2 separate regions of the Homo sapiens genome follow, and region 1 is linked to region 2. Evidence: chromatin contacts called from ENCODE Hi-C or POLR2A ChIA-PET data. All regions are on one chromosome and are shown on one strand. Each heading gives the region's core, a stretch centred on a gene start or an enhancer-like site at or near the end of the contact. The rest is flanking DNA. Distances are from core to core; before and after follow the strand shown. Region 1 holds the start of CAPRIN1 (cell cycle associated protein 1). Region 2 holds the start of KIAA1549L (KIAA1549 like).

What was found. Hi-C counts contacts between places; a loop is a spot of excess contacts on that map. ChIA-PET counts read pairs that join two places held with the same protein, here RNA polymerase II (POLR2A). Pooled maps may share reads with other maps.
Region 1: a pooled map shows a loop between it and region 2 (3-fold over the local background). The contact joins the promoter of CAPRIN1 here to the promoter of KIAA1549L in region 2. A Hi-C loop is called at or near these places in 1 of 168 maps with a recorded cell type or tissue (GM12878), 1 of 37 single-sample maps with no recorded cell type and 5 of 50 pooled maps. POLR2A ChIA-PET finds 5 or more read pairs at or near these places in 1 of 52 experiments (activated CD8-positive, alpha-beta memory T cell).

What each region holds. Positions count from the first base shown.
Region 1 is chr11:34,050,307-34,053,951 of GRCh38, forward strand. It overlaps CAPRIN1 (cell cycle associated protein 1), which reads left to right and starts at 1,425. Exons shown (of 19, transcript NM_005898.5): 1 at 1,425-1,565; 2 at 2,115-2,330. The coding sequence starts at 2,115. LOC101929918 (a long non-coding RNA gene) reads right to left here and starts at 3,021. Exons shown (of 3, transcript XR_931177.3): 1 at 2,013-3,021; 2 at 365-727. RefSeq lists silencers at 1,080-1,279, 1,139-1,688, 1,729-2,028 and enhancers at 2,639-2,708, 2,779-2,848, 2,919-2,988, 3,019-3,298.
Region 2 is chr11:33,374,386-33,378,108 of GRCh38, forward strand. It overlaps KIAA1549L (KIAA1549 like), which reads left to right and starts at 1,723. Exons shown (of 21, transcript NM_012194.3): 1 at 1,723-2,504. The coding sequence starts at 2,267. RefSeq lists silencers at 1,609-1,668, 1,699-1,938, 2,079-2,178, 2,309-2,588.

The sequences.
Region 1 (3,645 bases), core at 175-2,674, 680 kb after region 2:
CTCTGCTCTTGCCACTATGGTTTCCGTGCTGTTCCTTGAACCCAAAAAGCACACTCCGTCTCAGATCTTAGTACTTGGTGTTTCCTCTACCTGGAAAATTCCTCCTCCAAGGTAGCTGCTTAGCCTTCTTCCTCACTTCCTTCAGTACTAGCTCAAATGTCAGTAAGGCTTTCCCTGACCACCGTTTTTTCTTTTCTCTACCATTTCACTATCTGACATGTATTTACTTGTCTTCCCCTTACTTAGATTGTAAGCTCCATGTAAATATGTTTTGTTCATAATCCCTAGCACTTAAGAGTTCCCAGCACACAGTAAGGTGCTTAATAAATATTTGAATGAATATATAACAGACTTTGCAGCTAACCAGGATATCTTGAGGTCGGAGGCTGCTGTTGTTTCTCCAGGCTCCCTCAGGATGCACTGTTGCCAGTCAGCGTTACTCATTTTATTCCCTAGGGAACAGTGGGTTTGGTAGAACTCTCTTCTAAATCTCTTTTTCATAGAATTTAAATTATAAATTGGTCATTTACTGTTGTCACACAATATTGCGTTGCTGAATTTTCCACTGATTATATTCATTTTATTTCCTCCCAGAACTTGGTTTCTTGTTTTTCTGCTCACTGTCCACACCCACTCCACCCCAAGGCTGGAATAATTCTCTTGGAGCAAAAAAATCATCTTTTTCTTTGTATTTCATTGAACGTTCTCTTTACAGTGTTAGGTAAACCTAAAAAAAAAGGAAACAAAAGTCTAATAATTCGTAATACTCAGGCCTACTGGATGTATAACATCATAGGGTAGCTGAAGACTCTTTGTGAGGCCAGAGCTTTAGGATTTAAAAAGCCACCAACCATGACCGTGTCCGACACGTTCTACAGAGAACTCCTAGGTTACTGGGTGATTGTTTGGTGGGGAAGCGGCGAGTTGTCTTTTTTTCAAAAGACGTTTTGGGGTATGGAGTTTGCTCGCTCTGCATACAGAAGGAATTCTAGAAGCTGGGATCGCACCACCCACCCCACGCACCCCTTACTTGCAGAAACCTTTGCCCCCCAACCCCCACCCCCACCCCAAATAAGGGCTCTTCAAGGGGCAGTTGCCAGCTCCAGAGCCAGCTGCTTGACACCTATTGTCCCCGTTTGGGCGTCAAACGATTTCGCCTGAAGGACCCTAGCGTCGATTGCTCTCAAAACTCAAGGGGCCTTTCCTTCGGCCTTGCCGGGGCCATCCCCACCTGCGTCCAGGAGGCGCCCCACAGCGCCGGGGCCGGGGGACGGCGGAGAAGCTAGCGGGCGGCCTCTTCCGGGCAGGCGTTCGCGCCGGGCAGCCCGAGCGGCCGCGAAGGCCCCCGCTCTCCGCTTCTCCCGCCCCTCGCGACCCAGAGGGCTGCTGGCTGGCTAAGTCCCTCCCGCTCCCGGCTCTCGCCTCACTAGGAGCGGCTCTCGGTGCAGCGGGACAGGGCGAAGCGGCCTGCGCCCACGGAGCGCGCGACACTGCCCGGAAGGGACCACCACCCTTGCCCCCTCAGCTGCCCACTCGTGATTTCCAGCGGCCTCCGCGCGCGCACGGTGAGCGCCACCCGGGACCGAGCCGCTGCAGGGGAAGAGGGCCGCTGCGCCCGGGTGTCCTTTATCTCCGGACCCGCTGGAGCTTCCGAGGGGCTTGCCCCCAAGTCCCCCCACCCCACCCCGGTCATTTCCCATGCCCTTCTCTGCCCCCAAGCCCCGACCTCTCTCTTTCCTCCCTTCTCCGGAAGCCGGCAAAAGCCGGCCCTCCCCGGTAGGGACCGTTGCAGTGGCCGTTGGCGGCCGGCGCGGCGATGCCCCGCCTCCGGCGCGAGCCTCGGAGCCCCCGGGCTGGTAGGCCGAGCCGGCGGCTCCGCGGGGGAGGGGCGGGTCGGGGGGCGGTGCGAGGCCCAGCCGGGCGCCCCGCTGGCGGGTCGCGCGCGCGCCCGCGCACTCTTCCTGCCCTCGAGGCGCGCCGCGCCCCCTCCCCCACCCGCTCGCGTAGGCTACCGCTCGCTGCGCGTTTTGTCCCGCGTCTCGCCCCGTCCGTCTCCTGACTGGCCGCTCTTGTCCTTCCTCCCGCTTTTTCTTCTCTCTCCTTGCGGTCTGAAGATGCCCTCGGCCACCAGCCACAGCGGGAGCGGCAGCAAGTCGTCCGGACCGCCACCGCCGTCGGGTTCCTCCGGGAGTGAGGCGGCCGCGGGAGCCGGGGCCGCCGCGCCGGCTTCTCAGCACCCCGCAACCGGCACCGGCGCTGTCCAGACCGAGGCCATGAAGCAGATTCTCGGGGTGATCGACAAGAAACTTCGGAACCTGGAGAAGAAAAAGGTGCCAGGAGTTGGCGGGGAAGGGAGGGGTGGCTGCGGCCGGGCTCTGCGGCCCCTCCGACCCTGGTCGCTGGAGCCTTCGCTTCTTTTCGTCTCGGGAGCGTTACTAGGTCCCCTCCTCCCACCCCCTGGCCCACACGCCCCGTCTCCACGTTCAGCGGGAGCTTCGTGCCCAGAAAACGGGCTCTTGGAAGAGGCACTTGTCACCTGACTCGGACGCGGCACTGTACCCCAGGCCTCTTTATTACTCTTCCGCTGTGGGTCCGGCTTTTTGGCCTTTAGGAGTGGGACATGTGAGGGTGGGGGCCTGTCGTCAGGACTTCACTGTATGGTGCCCTTCTTTCCGTCTCTGAGGCCCGATTTCTCTGACGAGGGCCCAAAATGAAGAGGTCCCTGCGCGGGGGGCTCCGGGTTCAACCGACCGCCTCGTGGAGTTGGGGCGGCCTGCGTCCTGCAGCCTTGGGGTCTGTCCGCTCGGTTACCATGCACTCGAGACCTGTCGAGCGTCCCCTCTTCTTCCGTAGGAGAGAAGTGTGTTTAGAATCTTAAGGTAGAACTGCCTTTCCGGCAGGCCCATTTTGAATGGGTCTTCGATTTGCTACCCCCGCGCCCATGCGATGGGCTCCCCTGCGTTTCCCTCTTTGTTTCAATTGTTTAGGTGTCCCCCCGAGCCTCAGGCTCAGCTCAATCGCGAGATGATTTTCTGCAGCGACTTTTTGTTCCTAGGGGACTGTGAAGGGGCGGGGGACTGCCACGATTTAGATTCGTTGGGGGCTGGGTCCTGGGGAGACTGGAGAGGATGGCTGGGACTCGGGGCACATGGAGAGAGCGTCTAACATGGCGGCGGCTGCGGGGAGAGGGAAGCGCTTTACTGGAGCTGCATTGTGAGCACAAAGCGAAAGCAGAGGGGGAGGGCAGAGACCAGGCAGCCGCCCCGACTGGCCTCCTTAGGCCCCCCTCTAAAAAAAAAAAAAATCGAGCCACACCCACGATTTTTTGGATTCAATATTTAGTCCTTGTAGATCAAACTACTGAGGTATATCTTCATCTGCAAGTCAGCCTTTTGTTTTATGCTTTCATCGCAGGACAGTGTAAACTCTTGTTTAGAGGGGCGTGTGTATGTATGTAGAGAAAAGGTCTGGGCAGAGTGAATAATTAAAATGAGTAAGATCAGAGGTGGAAGGGGAGAAACAAATTAGTCGTTTGTAAAAACGAGGTAATTACGTCTGTGACTATCATGTTAACTTGAATTTTACCTTATAAAGTAAAATGAAGCCTTGATAACTTCTACTTGTCTGCCTCTAGGAAAACATATT
Region 2 (3,723 bases), core at 473-2,972:
CCTCCCTCCCTCTCTCTCTCCCTCTCTCTCTTTCTTTTGAAGGAGTCTCCCTCTGTTGCCCAGGCTGGAGTGCAGTGGTGCAATCTTGGCTCACTGCAACCTCTGCCTTCCAGGTTGAAGCAATTCTCCTGCCTCAGCCTCCCAAGTAGCTGGGATTACAGGCATGCACCACCACACCTGGCAAATTTTTGTATTTTTAGTAGAGACAGGGTTTCACCATGTTGGCCAGGCTGGTCTCAAACTCCTGACCTCAGGTGATTCGCCTGCCTTGGCCTCCTAAAGTGCTGGTATTACAGGCGTGAGCCACTGCGCCAGGCCAGACTGCAAGTTTCTTAACACAACCCAAAACAGCCCAACTAGTTTAATTAAAGAACAAAATTAAATCATAACCCCCAACAAGGCATTACTATATTTCAACAAATCTTAGACATATTATAAGAACACATCTGACTTCTGAAAAGTTAACATGTGAAAAGTATGTGTCTTAGATGAAATGTGGTGTTATTTCTATCCTGCAGATGCTCAATAACTAGAACCTAACACTTTTCCAGATCCCCTGGTTAAGTTGCTGTGCCCTAACACACCAGGCACGCTCTGCCCCGGGATGTTAGCCTTTTTGGTTCCCTGTATCTGGAATGCTCTTCGCGCATGGCTTGTTCTCACCTCCTTCAGATCTTGGCTCAAACGTCACCTTCTCAGCGAGGCCTTTCTTCACAATGTTTAACATTTGCAACACCCCCTCCCCACGTTTCATTCTTTTACACTGATTTTTCTTTACGGCATTTACCAGTCTAATATTCTATTACTTATTTGTTTATTGCGGGTGAACCCCCACTAGAATGTCAGCTCCAGGAGGGCAGGGATTTTGTTTATGGCTGTTGTCATTGGCACATCGCAGGCAGTCAGTAAGGATTGTTGAGTGAATAGCGTCTGAGCTTTACCGGGTCAAGGATGTGTGTGTTTCCCCGCTGCTTGTATCCTCAGTGCCTAACACAGATGCTGGCAAACAGCGGGCCCGTAATAGATACTCAGTGACTGGGGATGGATGAGGCGCCTATGAGCCAGGTCACTTGCTAAGGCCATCAAGGCTAGCAAGGGCGAAGAGCAGGGGACCAACTCAGGTGACGCCTGGGCCTTTTGTCCCTCTGAGCAGGAGCTGCCTGACTCTCCTGTTTGGGGGTGTAGACTTTTTTGGAAAAACTTCCCCCAGTCTTCCCAGTGCGCAGTGTAATGCTTTGCACGTAGTGTGGCTGCAACAAATATTTATAATGTGTTTTAATCCAGCGTGTTATTGCAACTAGCCCACAGCCGCTTGAGCTCCTCAGGGGTAAACTGGCATGCAGCTGTCCGTTGAACCCTCGGAGAAGTAGTGAACAAACAGCACAAAGCGCGCCCGCCCTTCTACAAAGAGCTTTTCCAAAATCCAGGCGGAAGAGCTTTCCTGCCGCTTGGGCACGTTGACCATGACCCCCCTCCCCGGCCAGACGACCTCTCTCCCGCCAACCTTCCCTTCTCTAGATGGGGGACAGGAGGGGAGGGAAGCCCTCCCCTTAAGGACCTCCGCTGCGCGGGAGCCGCCGGGAGGGGTCCCCCTCCTGGGTCTCGAGCCCGGCCGGGCGCGCGGGAGCGGGGAGCGCGCGGTGGCTCCGCGCGGGGCTGCGCGCGCGCGCCGGCCTCGCCTCCTCGCCTCCTCGCCCGTTCCGGAGGCTACGTGCTTTCTTTGTCAATGAGGCGCCGCTCTGAGCTGCGGTAGCACTCGCGGCCCGGGAACCCGAGCCGGAGCCGGGGCTGGAACCCGAAGCCCAGCGAGGAGCGAGGAGCGAGGAGCCAGGACAGCGGGGCGCCGAGGCTGCAGCGGCGGCGGGAGGGAGGGACCCGAGCGCGCCCCGCGGCCGCCACCCCCGTTCCCGGCAGCCTCGCCCCCTAGTTCTGCAGGAGCCGGCCCGGGGGAGGGGGCCCCGGGCGGCGCCCGTCCCACCCTCGCCGCCCCAATCGCGCCGGCGCGCGGCGACAGGCACCGTGGGAACCCCGGCCCGCACCCGCCGCGGCTCCATGCGGGCCCGGCCCCTGCGCGGGTGAAGCCGCGGCTCCCTGGAGCCCGCCCCGGGCGCGGCAGGACGAGCGAGCCAGTCGCGCCGCTCGGCGCCCCCTCCCTCCGGCGCCCGGGCCGTGGCCGGCGATGCCCGGTGAGGACCGGGGCGCCGAGGGCTGGGCTCCCCGGCGCGGTGCAGAGCGAGGCAGCGGCCTGGATGTGTGAAGCGTCCCCATGGCTCCGCAGGAGGCCAAGCCTCAGGGCTCAAGGGAAGCTGGGCCCGCGACGCGGGGGCGCGGGGGCCGGCCCGTGGCGCGTGGGCTTGGTCGGGCTGCCTGGGGAGCCGCGCGCTGCACGGGTGTGAGGGGCCCCGGGGCCGGCGCGTCCCACGATGCGCCCCCGCGGCCACCGACGCTGCTGCTGGGACTTCTGCTGCTGGCGGCCCTCCTGGAGCACGGCCAGGCCGACCCGGGTAAGCGCTCGGCGGCGGGGCGTCCGCGGAGGTTTCTGGAGGAGCGGGGCGGCGGGACGGGACCCACACCTGCCCAGGTGGCGGTGGAGAGGTATTGGCAACACCGGCCCTTTACTGCTGCAACAGTAGGCGAACTGTCAGAAATCTGTCTTTCGGGAAGGCACTTTGGGCGGGGAAGAAAAAAAAAGGAGCAATCGCCTCTTCTTTTTGGACAAGTTGTAGAACCTTCCTAGTGGTCCCGCAGGCACGCTTTATTTAGAGAAAGATGTGTGTTTAGGACACCTTAAACGGGAAATGTATCATTAGAACACGTTTCAGGGTGGCAAAGTCCCTGGTATTTTGGGCTCTCTGTTGAGTGTCCACTTTGTCTTAACTGCATGAAATGGCTAGAGAGTTTTAGGCAATCCGCGTGTCGGCTTCCCAAATATCAACACAGTTTCTCCTGTGTTGATAGCGGAACCCTTTTCTTTTGGGAAGGAGGTCTCTCCAATAATTGCTTGCACCTTGCAAAGGGATGCAGGCGCTCATTAAGTATATAATCCACTGTTTGCAGGTTAGTTAAAAATAGTCATGCTTGGCTTGTAGACTTCCAGCAATCCCCAGGAAATAGATTTCTGTAATTCCTTGGACAATTTTGAGAAATCTGTTGTAAGTATTCTAGGTGGGGGTGGATTTTTCTGCTAAGTGTGCTTCAAAACTTAAGCTGTGCAGTAAGCAGTTGTCCTGGAAATAATAATGATTACTGCCTGCACTTGGAAAGGGCAGGCTTTTGTGTTTCTGACGAAATTCTGAGCTCTTGATACACTGCCTTATCAAGGAATATATTTCTCACTTCAGATAATGTGTTCCTGTAGTTTTGCATTTTTTAGCAAGGACTAATGACTTCTTCTTTCTCAGAGTACCCCCTCCCCCAAATTAGATTAAAATTCCTAATTGTAAAGGGGCTGACATTGTTTTAGATAAGAGAGTTTTAGGTTAAAAATATTTCTCGTCTTCAGCAGCTTAATTCAGAGCCCATTTTCCTTCGATTCACTTAAAGAGTCACTGACAGGTGGTGCTTGTGCTTGCGAGTTACTGTCAGATAATGTTCTATTGCGATTATAGTGGTTACAAAGTTCAGGAATCTTTGGATGTGTGCCTCAGACTTGAGAAAAACCTCTGACGAATTTTAGCCCCCGATTTTTATGCCTGTAGCAGTTTTTAGTGATGTGTATTTGGC